Linked DNA regions of Mus musculus: region 2 is linked to region 1. Evidence: chromatin loops called from intact Hi-C (ENCODE). Cell type or tissue: left cerebral cortex. All regions are shown on one strand.

Region 1 (8,000 bases):
CAGTGTTCCTATTTTCATAATATCCCAAGGACCTCAGGTCTCATGGAAAACAGATGAAAGCTGACATGCTTGGGGCTTTTGTTTTGTTTTATTTCATTTTCAAATAATGAGGTGCATTTCTAGGGATAGTCATGGGCAATGTCCTCTGCCTAATTCATTCTCTGAGAAGACAGTGCATCAGAGTAATTTACCCCTGCCTGGCCATCTTCAGTTCCTCCTGGGAAAAATATCTTTTACTTTAAGAATGCTACAGAATTCCTAAATCTTGATCACTGAGATCTTTGCATAATCTTGGGCTGATCCAAACAACTTTTGAAGCATGACCTTTTCATATGTGTAATGGTTTATAACAGAGGCCTTACCATGTGGTCATAGGATTTTAAGCATCAACATATATAGAGTCCCATAGAGAGATGTGTGTGGCATTAAGTTAGTTCCCTTTGGCTGACTTTTCCTTCTTCCCACCATCACCCTTGTCCCCAGGACCTTTTCCACCAGATAATAAATTCAGAATAAGGTATTTTATTCTTTATGTACAAATTTAGTTGAGCGTAAATCCATGATCTACTCATATAAAACATTTTTAAATTAAGGAAAAAAGTGTACAAGACCAACTTTGTTATTATGAGAAATGTAGATTTGAACTTGGCCTGAGGAAGAGTCCTTGACTGGATTTTAATCAACACAACCAGTGTTTTTTAAGTCAAAGCCAAATGCTTGTGACACATGATACAAAATGTATGAACTTACTGAAGGTTATTTATAAACTGATAAAAAGTTAATATAATCGTACAGAACCATTGCAGAATAACCAGAGGGTAAAATTGACGTTTTATTAAAATGACCCTCAATCATTTTATATTCTGCCTATACTATATAGTCACTTTAGCAGGTTCTATAGGTACGAAGGAGCTCCCACCTCACCTAATGTGTGATGGACCCGAGATAGAAGAAAGTTGTTTCAGGAAAAAAAAAAGGCACATTAAAATATATTCTACAAACATTTATTAAGTGGTTCGTTCATGTTAGACTTGAACATTGTAAATCAAAACACATTCCCTTAAAGAGGCCTTAAGGACAAGGTGGAAGAAATTTATGTCAGCATATAGAATGCCTATGGGGAATTAGGAAAGTCCAACAGAGTACCTTGTGGAGAAAGAGGTTGCCAGAAGCAAACTGACTTAGTCAGAATTCAATCATTAAAGTATTTATCTATTCAGGAAATATTACATTTTGACAAACATTAGGGATAGCAATAGGAATTGAATAATAAGAACCCAATCCAATTCCCACTGAGGCAACTCATTACAGTGAGGTTTTGCTTTGTAACAAAACTAAGTTCCGGGGAAGAAAAAACCCTCTATTTTCTGAGCAAATAAATACTAATATTTTATTGCTCAGCATTCACTTGAAATGATAAAAAGCAGATTTTTATTTAAAAGTTTTATTATTTTTATTTATTGTGTCTGTGTGGGTGTGTGTGGGTGGATGCATGTGCCATGTTTTTTTCTGGGATAAGGAGTGTCTGGGGACAATTTGTAGGAATGAGTTGTTCCCTTCAATAATCTAGCTTCAAATGATTGAACTCAGGCCAACAGGCTTGACAGAACACACTTTAAACATCAAATATCATCTTATTTTCCCATAGACCAACTTTTAAAAATGTATTTATTTGCTTTACATCCTGTTCACAGCTTCCCTCTGCCCTATACCCCCAGTCCCTCCCTGTCATCCCACCTCTGCCAACACCCTTTCTTCTCAGAGAAAGGGAGCCCTTCCATGGATATCAAGCTTCCATGGCATATCAAGTTGCTATAGGACTAGGGACACTTCTCCTATTGAGCTTAGACAAGGCAGCCTAGTTAGGGAAAAGGGGTCCAAAGGCATGCAATGGAGTCAGATACATCCTCTCCTGTTTGCTCAGTTGTTAAGGGTCCCACATGAAGACCAAGCTGCACATCTGTTACATACATGTAGGAAGCCTACTTCCATCATACGCACACTCTTGAGTTGTTGGATCAGTCTCTGTGAGCTTCTGTGGGCTCAGGTTCATTGTTTCTTGTAAGTTTTCTTATAGAGTTCTTTACTCCTCTGGGTCTGTCAATCCTCCCTTCCCGTCTTCCACAAGATTCTCCAATCTCAGTCTAATGTTTAGCTGTGGTGTCTCTGTATCTGTTTGCATCTGAAGTTATGTGAAGCCTCTCAGAGTACAGTTATGCTAGGTTCCTGTCTGCAAGTATAAGAGAATATCATTAATAGTGTCAGGCGTGGGCTCCATCTCAAGGCATGAGTCTCATTGTTCAGTCATTGCTTGGCAATTTGCTTAATTTCTGCTCCATCTTTTGCTATGCACATCTTGTATACAGAATAAATTTTTCATCAAAGATTTTGAAGTTGAGTTGGTATCTTCATTCCTTCATTGGAAGTCTTGCCTGGTTACAGGAGATGGCTATTTCACATTCCATATTCCCAGTTCTAGGAGCCTCAGGCCAATCTTATGAATAGACTTTATTATAAGAATGAAGAAAAAAAAATATATATATATATACTGTCTTGTTTTGTTTTGGCATTTTCCCTGGTGGTCTTGAGCCTTTGTAATATTATATGTTTACATGGTGGGTGAGAATATTGCTCTTGCTGTCCTGCAATGGTTATACTTCATGCATATCCTTAAAATCCCTAATACTCACATCTCCTAAACAAATGTATTTGGAGTGTACTATAGGAAATGCAGTGGGGGTAGAAAATAATCTAGAACTTTATTAGAAGTTTAATATTGAATAGTATATATATATATATATATATATATATATATATATATATATATATATATTTGAAATTTTTAATTCTTAGATAGTTGTGACTCTGTGAATCTAACTATACCAGTATCTCTTAGAGAATTGCACCATCTGACATAAGAAAAAAAATCAAATGTTCTAAGAAGCAGACATTTTGCAGAAACTCATAAAGGACAAGCCCTCTACTATATACCATATATATCCCCTTATTCAATCACAACTAATCTAATCTGCAGTTTATGTGCCTCATATTTGAAAATTAAGACAGATCAAGAAGTACTCAGTTACCCAGGAAACATCTCAATTGGTAAGTATGAACGCTGCCAGGATCCATGAGAATCCAAAAGAAATGTATGGAGATGCTTTATTATAATTCCAGCAATCTCTGTGATTGGCTAGCCAAACAGCATAGCCTACATGGCTAGCTAAAAGCAAAGAGAAACTCTGTCCCAAAGAGAAGTGTGGAGGCGGTGAGATTGCTCAGCAGGTAAAAATCACTTGACTTAAACCTTATAGTCTGAGATTGCTCCATGAGATCCACATAATGGAAGAAGCTGACTCATATACATACACATTGTCCTCTGACCACCACAAATGATCTTTTATAGTGCCTGCATGCGAGCACCAATGTGCACAGACAAATAAATATAATGAAACACTCAAAACCAAGACACATAACTCAAGAATCATACCCAAGGCTGACCTCTGGTGTCCACATGCATGTGTGCATAGATCTCTCTGTACATGCACCAACAGGAATATATACCCACACCACCCCCGCTGCAAATTCATAAAATTCTTTAAATTGCTGGTAGACAATTATAATTTGTAGTCAAATCTAGTTTTCTTAAGCATCTATAAACTTCAGCTTTCCATAAAGAGCTCTGAATGGCTGTCTATTTGGTGATACTTTGCAACAACAGGATGGGACTCTGTCCATCCAATACATACTTAAATACCACTTTGTCTTGATTCTCACTATCTGGAGAAAAGGGATCTTGCTAATTATTATTAGATGGCTCTTTTCTGAGCATTGAATCACACTAATGTCCTACCTTTGTGCTGTTCATTATTATAACCATGCTATTGTACAATTCTTTTATTTGTCTTAATACTTAAAAATCTAGCTACTAGCCCTCTATGAAGAGTGGAGGAAACCCTGAGTGAATGTTTATTGTTGATATGAGAACAGCCATGCCAGAAACTAAATGTCTCAGATCCAAGGAAATGGCAAAGCCTTCCCTGATGTGGCTCAAAAACAGGACAAAGCCTTCTTCTGCTCCAAGTACCAGGATTGCCCAGTGTATAGAGAAACTAGCCACTAGAGCTTCCTCCTCTCAGATCGCTGTAGCATGAAACTGGTCTTCTAGAGACCACATACAGAGATTAGCCAAATCTGCCTCCTTGTTCAGTCATATTTAATAAATAGCTCTCATTGTTCAGCCATGTCAAATGAATCCTCTCCTTCAATTCACAGATACAAAATAAATTTTCTGAGCTTCTGGTGTTGATGGTATGTCTCTACAGAGCACACTACCCACCCTATCCTAGCTTATCTGTATGTGTGTCTGTAGTTTCTTCATTTGTTGTCACCACAGTCCAGTCAGTGCTTAAGCCAAGAAGATCATGCCATACCAAGGCACAGACAGAATTACTACTAAGTGCCTATTCAAGGTTAAAATCTGGTGCCTACCAGTTTTTAGCCTTGTGATCTTGAGTAACTTTCCTTTTGTTTGTTTCATTTTATTCCTCTTAAAATGAACAATATTAGCACTCAGATAATAGGGTTGCCATGGAGATTATCTAAAACATGGTAAATAAACAGTGCCTTGAGTGAGATAAGCATTCAAGAACTGTTAGCTTCTACAATAGTACATCAGTGGAAAGCCAAATCTATCTTCTGCACACCGAAACATCTAAGTCAATAGTGTGAACATAAGCCATTATTGTTAAATTCTGTACAGATAGTACTGATCTTGAAGGCAACACACTCCTACATTACTTTTTCTGTTGTTAAAAGGAAATGTCAGTCAACTGCCAAGGTTATTAAAGACCCCATAAAACCAAGTCTTTCTCTTTGTTAAAATCATAAGGATTAAAGGTGACTAAAAGGAAAGCAATTTCTGTGTATGATTTGATGACATTTAATTTCTTAACTTAGGCACCAGCTAAAAGCTAAATACTTAAGGCTGCATGTGAACAACACATCCAGAAATTCACATCGTAGAGTGCCAGTGTCCACATGCAAGTAGGCTGTCTTAGCCCAGGCTGGTATAACAAAATTAACCTAAGTGCCAGTAACAAATACATATTCCTCATAGTTCTGAAGACTAAAAGTCTAGCATCATGGCACCAGCATGACTGGGTTCCAGTAAGTCTCCTTCTCCTTCTCATGCTACCTCTCTTTTATTTAGCCTTGATGTGCCTTCACATAGACTCAAGCAAGCCAGCTAGCTCTCTGATGTCTGCTTGTATAAGAGCACTAACCTCACTGATGATCCATCCACATCATTACCGCCCAATGGTCCACCTCTTAACATCATTGCATTTGTAGTTGGTATTTTAGCACATGGGTTTTGAAGTTCCATAGACTATAGTAGCTCCATGTCTACTTTATTCCAACTTCCATTCCTGAGATGATGCAGTCATTGTTACAGATCTATCCCAAGAGATCTGGGAAAGTTGCTGAATAAATATGTTACAGCATAAATTCTGCAAGGTAGTGATAAGGTTCTAGGCATGTATGTTATTCTATATTTGTCCTAATCTACATCTGAGGAGGCCCTTACTAAAGGTAGAAATAACACCGATATTGGGGAAGAGGAAATTCTGTATGACAGCAAATACCCTTCTGAAGGATCACAGTTGCAAGAAAATTACTCTGCTCTAGAGCAACTCATCTCACTGAAGTACACATGCAAGTGGAACCCACAAACTAATATAAGGTATAATTGACAGGAATGCAAACACTCCCTGTCAGCAAATGGCTCGTCTGAGAGAGATCGCTGGAGGAAGTCCTGGCTGGAGTTGGAAAGAAGGCAGGCTAAGACTGCCATCATATCTGGAATTATCAATAACTAGCATTCTTAGGAATCCAAGGAGGATTGCTGACAAGGATGTAAATAAATCTTAGTAACTGGCTATAGGGAAAGGGGTATTAGATCCCCTCTCTTTCCTTTTAATTCACTCATTAAACACACACACACATGCACGCGCACACGCGCACGCGCACACTCGAAAGAAATAAATAACAGAGACAGACAGAGACACAAAAAGAGAGGTAGGGAGAGAATGATACAGAGACAGAGGGGTATTGTGTACTCCTCATCATGCTATTCTTTGTGAGCCATATGAAACAGAAATGCCCATCTAAGTCTTCTGAGACTATAAGGGTCACTTGTCCAAATAAATTCTCTATATTCTTGTAAGGGTAACCACACTCATAAAACAAACATTTGCATAGTAGAGAAGTCATTTCCAAACATTAGACCTTAGTCTCTCAGGATGAGACCATCCCAAATCTTACTAGAAGGAAGGACAGAATAGACTGAATGGCTTGAGAACTCAGGTGCACAGAAAGTATAAAAGGCATATTCCAGGAATGATTGCCATTCAGATAAAACTTCACAAAAGGGAATAGTGAGTTGGAGAGATGGCTCAGCAGCTAAGAGTTCTTGCTGATCTTCCAGTGGACCTTAGTTAGCTTCCCTGATATCATGTTATGTGCTTACAAGTAATGGCTTGAATATTCATCATCTCTAGTGGACCTGAAAGCTTCCTTTGGATAGCCACACATATCATACACACACACACACACACACACACACACACACACACACACACACACACATACACACAGACAAACACACACACACAAAGACACACACACATTCCTCAAAAAACAAAAAAAATACATATTCAAAAAGAAAACAAGAAAGCAAAAATAAATATTAAAAAAAGAAAGCATTCTGGCAGAGAACTCTACAAAGTGACAGAGGTTTGCCAAAAACAAGCAATAGACAGGCTTTGGGTAGCAAGGTAAAGAGTGTGTGATACCCCAAATTCTGATGAGTAACTTAGTGTGTGAGGTATAAAGGAGTCGTTTAGGCTGCCTGTGACAACGGATTCTTGTGTTGACTGCCACCACCCTCGGCAGTCTGCTGCCCCCTCCCCCGAAACCACATACATGAATTTAGTTATTACTATACCAATGATGGAGAAATATAAGTCAAATAAATCTGAGGGCTCTAACGACTTGCCTGTGTGGACACACATGCTTGTCCCTAAACTCAGACTAGGGAATTTGCTGAGATGAACAGAGATAAAACTCAAGGCATCTGAGCAATTGTCACCACCACATGGCTGAATGTCACTGCCCTGCTGCTACTGTGGCCCCTCCCTTTTTTTTGCCCAACCCCATACGAAACACTGTGGGATGAGACACCCCTCACCACACGACACCATGGTAGCAGCAGCTGTGGTCCTCTCATCAGTAAAGTAATGAGGATTCATTTCCGTTTCATCGCCTCTGTCACGTCTGCTTTTTTCCCTCTGCGTTATTTTATTATCATGGCTGAAATTGATTGCCTTAACCAAGCAAGCATCTAAATCGCTTCCCAACATCCTCAATCCCCAGTAGCTCCCATGAGCCCTTGCCTCTCAACCTTGTCTCTCTTTTTGTCACCATTCTTCCCACACCGACCCCCTCCTCCTGCCTTGGTTCATTAACAGGAGAGAAAAAAACTCATTTGAAACAATTCGAGGGGTGAATCTGCAAGCAGTGCTCTCCTAACAGTCAGGCCAGGCTGGAGCTTGAGAGTAGCCTGTGGCTTGAGTTCTCGGAATAAGAGAGCCTTCTTGTTATCCCTGGCTGTCCTGCAGCTCTCTGCAGTCCTCCCTATTGGGAGGCAGGGGGAGGTTCAGACACAGGATCTGCAAAGAAAAAGAATGTGTCTGATGGGCAATCCCCAGGTGGTTTGGAAAAGCAGGCAGAGAAGAGGAGGCAAAGTGGAAGATATTGTGTGAGACATCATCTTGTCATGTCCCATTGTCTGGGAGTGTGTGCTGGACAAATTGGTTTCAGGAGCTGCTGTATATTGTAAGACTTGGGATTCCCACTGAGCCTCGAAGCCTGGCTTCTCAGAACTCAGTTTCTTATCATTTCCTGAGCATTGCCTTCTGCTACGTGCTGTGAGGTGGGAG
Region 2 (8,000 bases), 1.0 Mb before region 1:
ATATTTACCGGTTGGGGCTAGTCAGTCAGTGTGCCTTTGACCATCAATATGAAGACAGGCTTGGGAATCTGAGGTTACTAAGATCCTATTTATTTGTGTCTGACTGGAGTTAATTCCCCACTAGGGGCAGAAAAGCCAGGACCCAGTTCTTGGGGGAGTGGGGCCTGCCCACAGCAGTAGCACAGGGAAAGGAAAGAACTTTGGGTCACATTATGGAGAGTTTATTATTTTCTTTGGTTCTTGGTCTCTTTTCAAACAGGCTGGAAGTAATGTAGCTAGCACAGGAGATGAGGATGCTAGGAAGAGAAAGGAGGCAAAGGCATCTCAGATCTCAATTTCTGATCAGGCAAATTTTACACAGAAATCTGAGGCCTCATGTCCAATTGTCTCAGCCATTTGATGCTACAAAGAGAAAAGCCATTGTGCATCCGAGAGTCCATCTGTCTCTGTCTTTTAGATTAGGATGGCCTGCGCTAAATTCCAGAGCATTCCTCAAATCAGTTCATTTCTCTGCTCACACATGCATGCTCTCCACTAACACTCTCCACTAAGTGTTCTGTGTAGCGAGCTTGCCTTTTCGAGTTGTATTCTATCCAAAAGCACTTAGATTCTTATTATCGAAATTTAATACTGCTTTGATTAAGAAATCACACTACTTCAACTGCTTGTCTTGTTTTTTCTAACAAACCAAAACAATGCTCTCTCTCTTCCTCTCTCTCTTTCTGTCTCCCTTGCCCCTCCCTCTCTCCCTCCTCCTCTGTCTCTCTCTCTCTGTCTCTGTTTCTCTCCCTTCTTCTCCTTCCCTCCCTCTCTCCACTAGGCTTTTCTTCCTCTCACTTTTCTCTCTGCCCTGCTCTCTCACTTCCACACCCCTCTCCTGTTCTCATTGTGCCTGCAGTCTTTCCCTCTTTCCCTTTCTTTCTTAACCTCCTTTTCATAAGCATTACTCATAAACACACTTATGAAAAACTGTGATCATGGGAGCAGCCTTCGAATGAGGTACAGCAATGGGATTATAGTTGATTTGTGCTGGCCCCAGGGATGAATCTTCCAATAATGGCCTGGCATTAACCTTGCTGCCCAAATTTAAAGGTCATAATCTTGTAACAAGGAAACACCTTTTGCTTCAGGCCCTAAATCTTACTGAGGGAAGAGAAGTCTACTTCATACTTCTTTTCTACTTGAGGATTAGCATTTGGGGGGACTCAGGAAGTTACAGAAAGGGAGGGGGGCCAAGAGAAGTCAGCAGAGAAAGAAACACAGAGAAGGGAGCAGGATAGACAAGAGGGCTAATGGAAAGTTTGGCAGGAAGGCAAGACTTCTCACAGCCCTTCCTAGTTAATGTTCTGTCTGTCTGATTCCCAGGGAACAGCCTGCAGCAGTGTTGCTGCAGAGAATAGGAAGGAAGGACAAACCCAGTACACACAGAGCAACCTGGCATGGATAAATAGCTTTGTGCTTGGAGAAAACATCTGCACTTGTCTAGTGGTTGGCAGTGTAGATGCTGGAGCACATGGTGGCCAGATGATCACCCCCTGCTTTGATATGCCAAAGATGGGCCAATTTCAAGATTCATCGAAACTGCTAAGGAGTGCTGGCATCCATCCTCAGGATGGATGTGTGTGTTGAAGATGGTTGGTATTGTAGCCCCTTTGCTCTGATGGCCATGCATAAGTACCAGCCGATTAGTACAGCCTTCTTGGGGCTCATGTGCATGTTTCTCTCACAGAGCCTCTGACCTCCACTCCAGGAGAAATGGCCTGGCTTGACAAGTCCGGTGCTCTAGGTTTCTGAGACATTATGCTTCCTACCTCAGTTTCCTAATGAACTAAAGGAGGTCAGACTCTCATGGCTGAAAGACCTTGAGTTTTCCTTGTATTTCTTCATTCTCTCTCCCAGTGTGTGTGTGTACACATATATGTGCACATGTGTGAGTAAAATTTGTATGGAGGCTAGAGATCAACTTCAGGAGTTGTTCCTCAGCTGTTATCCATCTTGGTTTTTGAAAGAGTCACTTACTCAGCCTGCAGCTTGCAAGGCAGGCTAGAGAGCTGGCCAGTGAGGCCCAGGGATCTGCTCGTCTCCCCCTCCCCCATACTGGGATTACAAGTGTGTTCATGGTCATTCCTGATGCTTTTGTGTGGCTTCTGGGGTTTGAATTGGGCTTGTGTAAGCAATTTACCAACCACTGACATCTTCCCAACCAAATTATTATTATTTATTTTTGATAATTTATGGTCATGTTTATATTTATCATGTACAATATGATGTTGTGGATTGTAGCACACTGTGAAATATGGCTAAGTCTTTTCTATTTTCTTTATTTTTAAACTTAGCCTTACCCCTGTAGAGTAGGCTGGATTACTACTTACTATGTCTAAACTGGACTTGAACCCCTGATCCTCGGACCCCAGCCTCTTGACTGTTGAAACAGGAGGCATGGGCCCTCATGCTTTGTCAAACATGTGCCATTCATTTGCTGAGTAGAGAGCGCATCCTTGTTAATTTAGTTCTCGTGGCTGCCCCAAAAGGTAGTTAAGGGTTATTGTCAGGAACATATGGCCCCAGAGCATCTTGGACACTACTGACCGTACTTGTCTCTCTCATTCCCAGAGAAGAAAATGGAGGAGTAGGTAGAAGAGGTCTGATAGTCAGCTCCTGCAGCTCTTCTTACCCTCAGCACACTTGTCTGAGCACCAGCCTCTGTCGCCACTGTTCAATGTAAGGTTCCTGGCTAATTCTTTACAGTGTAAAGTGGTGCTCAACCTTCCTGATGCTGTGACCCTTGAACACAGTGCCTCATGTTGTGGTGACCGCCAACCATAAAACTATATCATTGCTGCTTCATAACTGTAATTTTACTACTCTTATGAATAATGTAAATACCTGAAAAACAGGATATCTGATATGCAACCCTCTACCTGCAAAGGGGTGCACAACCCACAGGTTGTGAATCACTGCATTAAACAGAATGGAACCAGCCATGGTGCAATGTGCACATAAATGTGTGTGCCTGTTTTATTCTTTGAGCACCCACACAGGGGTTGGGCTTCTTACTGCAGCTCTTACCTCATCTCAGGCCACATTAGAGGCTCTCCTAATTATTTGATGTTGGATAAGGAAGGAGTCCAGTTTCCTAGAATCTTTTTCCACCATGCCTTAGTTATTGTGGTATGTTCACAAACCCGATTGTCTCTCTCTCTCTTTTTTTTTTTCTACTATGACTTCTGGGGAAGCATACATTATGTATTTCACTGATGAGTCAAACATCTCCTTCAAATAATATTGATTTTTTTTTTTTGTATTTGTCACACTGCTGCAGTTGGCTTCATTTGAAGGCAGCATGGCAAGCCACATCCATCACCATGCTGGTTTAAAATGACACGTATATCCATTTATTGAGTTCTTAGCATGTCAGACACTGTGTATGTTTAGCCCGAAAAGGATATTTCGCAATCCCCGTCTCAGTAAGTGGGGTAACTGAAGTCTGGAAGGCTTAAATAATTTATTCAGGCAGCAGGCTTTAGGGTTTACCTGACAGTCTCTTCCTCCCAGTGAGCTAAGCCCCATGCTTCACCAGGAAGAGATTAAAGAGGCTAGGTTTACTTAACCCAAAGAAGGAACAACGAAATGTTGAAAGGAAGCTAAGTAAATATTGCTTAAGTATCAGGAGAATTATCTTGGAAGACCATGTGTTACTTAAGTCAGAAACATCACACGGTCCACTCCACATAACGTTTGAATGGGCCCCGGTGAGAGATGCTAAAACACCAGCATGTGTGTGAGGAGCCTGTGTTTGCTGCTTCGAGGGTGAGCATCAGGCAAGGCTGATGAATGGGGGCATGAGATCCGGGAGCGAGGAGCAGGAACTGGAAGGATTACAGGCTCCTATTACGTCATGCCACATTCAATTTGGCATATTCCTCTTTACTTTCTTGGCTTCGAGTCCGGTCTTGCCTGCCAAATACTTACGTGCTTTGCATAAGTGCATAAGTGATTTTAAAAAGTTTAAGTTAAAAGGTTGCAACTGTGCCGGTTGTCTCCTTTGCCCTCCTCAGCCTGATGCTGCAAGGAAGTGTGGGCTGAGTTGCAGACAGTTGTTCCTGTAGTTCCTCTTCATGCCATGTGGTGGTGCTGTTCTTCTAGTTATCTCGACCATTGCTAGTCCAATATTTATTTTCGGTGAGTAATTTGTTTATCAGGAGGTTATTTTAATCTAATTTTGGCCATATTTGCTAGCGCACACTATCTGTGCTTCCCAGCGTTAGCAGCTTGCATGTCTTGAAGGAAATTATCTGAAGATGGTCTCAGAGGCATTTGCGCAGCCATTATTTAAGGGAGGTGGGAGGAGGCAGGGTGAGTGGAGCCTGGGGTTAGAACAGCGGATGGAATTTGTTGCCTTCCAAGTGGTGTTAGCATGACTGAGCAGGATTGACAGAGGGCGGGGACATCCCAGTAGCATTTTGCAAGCTGTCTCTGCTTGACAGCAGCAACGCTGGTTGTTAGGGTCGCTAGTCTCCCAGACCCTTGTGACAACTTGTAAAGGTCCTAAATTGGTTTGGGAGGACAAGAGTCTTCTAGTTCTGCACCCTCTGCAAGAGGCCCTTCTCCCAATCTGATGACATCTTTAATTAACTGCTACTGCAAGCTGCCTGTGAGCTGGGGAGTGGGGGAGGTTGGAAAGAGCGTGACTGTACCAGAGCAACCACCGCAGCATCCACAGCGTGACTATGGTGATGAATAGCGTGCTGGACACTTTGCTCACGTTACATTGAACTCTTTGTCCTCACTTACATAATAGTCATAGTACTATACCTGTCCTACATGCCAAGAAGAGGTAGTTAGCACAAAACAAAGACTTGCTGAAGTCCCACAAAAAGCACAAGGAAAGCTAAACTTTACCTCAGTTGTGACTGCTTCCAAAGCGTCAGATTTTCATATTTCTGGTAACCTTCAGCAGGAGTCAGGAACCCTGGACTGAGCCATAGATTGACTATGCGATCTTAAACATGGCCTTAGGTTGGCTTGCAGTAAGTGGAGGGTTGTAGGCGGGGCTTGATGCTTCTTTGCAACAGAATCTAACGTTTTCATCACCAAAGCCTAAGTGTGAATGACACATATTTGGTAGGCACAATGGGGCTCAGGTTGAGACCCCAGTTAAGAACAGCTCATTTTTTTCTTTTGCTTTCCAACTCTTGTTAGACACTGAGAAGTTTCCAGGGACGTTCCTGAGGGTCTGGAAGAAATCAGCCTTGGAAACTTCTGAATGAATATCATCGTGGGGTGTGTGGGAGCTTGACCTGTTGTTTGCGATTACAGCTTCAAGATGGAGTGACATGATGCTTTCTGTGGGAGGCTGGAAAAGTGTGTCACACTTCTCTAAGTAGTAAAATAATAATAATAATAAATGGTAATATAATAATAGTAATGATAGTCTAGTGATATTTGACCCAGAGAAAGCCAGAGTCTTGTATCCATCAAGACCCAGTCCAGTCATTTTGCAGTCTCTTAGAATTAATGGGCCTAATTAAGCAGTTGAATTGAACCTAAGTTGTTGAGGACAGTGGGGTTGTTATCCAGTGACAGGAAGGTAGGCTAGTGAACCCTTTCCTGTGATGGTCAAACTCTTCGGAGGTGACCATCCTGGGTCTGAACAGAGCTGTGAATGGCGCTGATAAGATGTTCCCGCTTGACACAAAACTTGGCTAAAACATTATTGTTGGCATGCCGCTGTTAAGTCGGGTCAGTTCTTATGCACAGGTAGCATACTATCTTTTACCACCTCTATCTCCAGGGCTTCCCCTCTATTCTAACATTTGCCTGCAAGTTTGGGTCAAAGTGTCCCTTCGAAAAGACTGTAAAAGTGTAAAAGTCTCCAAGTCATGATGAAGATGGTATACATGTGATATAATTGCATCAGTCATCATAAGGGCATGATATGGTGGATATCACTGTTTACATAGTGATCATAATGTCTGCTCTCATGGTACCCTGGGGTCAACTACAGAGACATAGTTATCGAGGCAGGCTGGTCTATACCCTCTAAAAATAATGAGCAACATGGAAGCTGGTGATGAGCCAGGAGCGGGAGCGGAGCAATGGATCTTAATAAACTTTGGTAAAAGTCACTGCTAGTTTATTATTACTGCCATCAGAGGCTGAAGGAGCTGATGCTGTATAGGGATAGGGCTTGTTCAAATTTAAATTGAGGTTGTTTAAATTTGTCACCCAAGATCTGTCCATTGAGTTAAATTGACTCATGGTTGTTTTTAGTGCCTAACTCCCCTCTCTCCCACCAAGAAGCCTCTTTTGTGAAATGGCTAACAGAAAATAGTTGAGAGTTTGTGGACCACACTCTTTCTATTATAGCTATTTCCCTCTGCCCTGAGAGGGCAGAAGCAGCTATAGGCAACACATAAAGGAATAGCTATGGCTATGTTCCCATAAAACTTTATAAAAATAGTCTGTGGGCAGTGTGCTGACCCCTGCTTTAGACTGAGTGAGCCTCAGCCCTGAGGACTGTATTCCATTAATTCTTATTTCTTAAGCCATTAACTCTAATGTATTTTATACAGCAGGCACTCAGAGCAAGTTATTTGAATAAGCAAAGGAATGGATAAACAAATGCATGCAAATCCGGTCCCCTCTCAGTGCACTTACTTTGTTTTCAGTTTGGGCATTCAGGGGTTAACATCCAGGGTTGTGTAGTTGTAAACCCTTTAGGTTTTAGAACTTGTATCATACTGGCATAATTGATGGCAGCCTGTGGGTTGACAAAGATAAACTATCACAAAGATTTAAAGGGATAGACAAAAAGATAAACACTCCCTAGCTCCAGAGGCACAGACTGCTTCCTCATCCCATCCAGGATTGGCTGTACAATTATTTATTTATGTCAAGATGCACATCAGTTGGTTCCCAGAGATCCTAGAAGTGGCAGGTTACAGAGCAACTTTCATATATTATCTCATTTAATGCCCCAAATACTTCTGTAAGACAGGTAAATATTTAACAATTCCACAGCAGCAGTGGTTTTCAATGTGATTGATTTTGTCCCCTCAGGAACATTTATTGAGGCTAAGGACAATGTGACTGCCACATGTATGGGAGGGTTACTCCTGGAAGCGAGGGGATCCAGACCAGTTTGCTGTTAACATCCTACAGTGCTCAGATGGCCTCCTACAATAAGTAATATCCAGTTACCGTTGTCCATAGAGGTTGAGAAAATCTTGCTCTCTGGAGACTCAGAGAGGTTGGCTGAGCTCCTCATAGCTGTGTAATACACATTAGATGTGCTGGGAATAAGATATACCCATTCATTTCATTCGAGAAGGCTTCAAATCTGTTTTCAAAAGTAAATGATTTGGAATGACATCTTGGTAGAGATGTGTATATAAATGGATGACAGTGAAGGTTAGAGATGCCACTCAACCTGTTCCTTAGCTCTTGTCCCTAACTTCAGACTTCTGCTAGACCCTAAGTCCTTCCACATTTCCTGGAGTCATTATTGTCTCTGTCTGGTGTGTGTGTGTGTGTGTGTGTGTGTGTGTGTGTGTGTGTGTGTGTGTTATTGTAAAGCTTCCATGTTATGCTTGTGCAGAATGAGAGAAAAGCAACATAGGCATCATGGAGGAGGTCATGGTTATTATAGTCTAGGTGATAGAAAAGCAAATGGACATATTGATAGTGGTTGGAGCTGGGTTCAAAGGAATATGCAGGAGGTTCAAGGACTTAAGATTTCATAGTGAGGTGCCATTGGAGGACAAGGTGGAAGGCAGCAGGCTGGATGTGTGTGCTCTTGGATCCTCTTCATCTACCGAGTCTGGAGGCTCTATGAAACATGAGCTGAATTACTCTTCTGTAAAACCACACAATTTGCTCCCTTGTAGTGCAAAGTGCTCAACTGCAATGTGGCCAGAAGCAGGAGATGTTACATCATACAGGTGCCTCAAGTATCAGCTATCCAAGAGGGCAGGTGGAGGAAGCCTCTAGCTTCTTTC

The links. Peaks named below come from ENCODE experiments on the same cell type or tissue, not always from the same donor. Only the 100,000 strongest peaks of a DNase experiment are listed, where the experiment ranks them.
Region 2: it touches region 1 in a loop (2.3-fold over the local background); 4 of 42 quality-filtered maps call a loop at or near these places.

What each region holds. Positions count from the first base shown.
Region 1 is chr7:77,438,317-77,446,316 of GRCm38, forward strand. No RefSeq gene overlaps it. Among named protein-coding and RNA genes, the nearest start is that of Gm30774, 1.1 Mb to the left of the region's middle. In left cerebral cortex, a CTCF peak has its summit at 3,508 (motif pointing left); a DNase peak (open chromatin) is centred at 3,491.
Region 2 is chr7:76,388,949-76,396,948 of GRCm38, forward strand. All of the region lies in intron 6 of Agbl1 (ATP/GTP binding protein-like 1), which reads left to right. Among named protein-coding and RNA genes, the nearest start is that of Gm30774, 24 kb to the left of the region's middle. In left cerebral cortex, CTCF peaks have their summits at 4,112 and 4,316; DNase peaks (open chromatin) are centred at 3,032, 4,102 and 4,671; H3K4me3 peaks cover 1,105 bases; H3K27ac peaks cover 569 bases.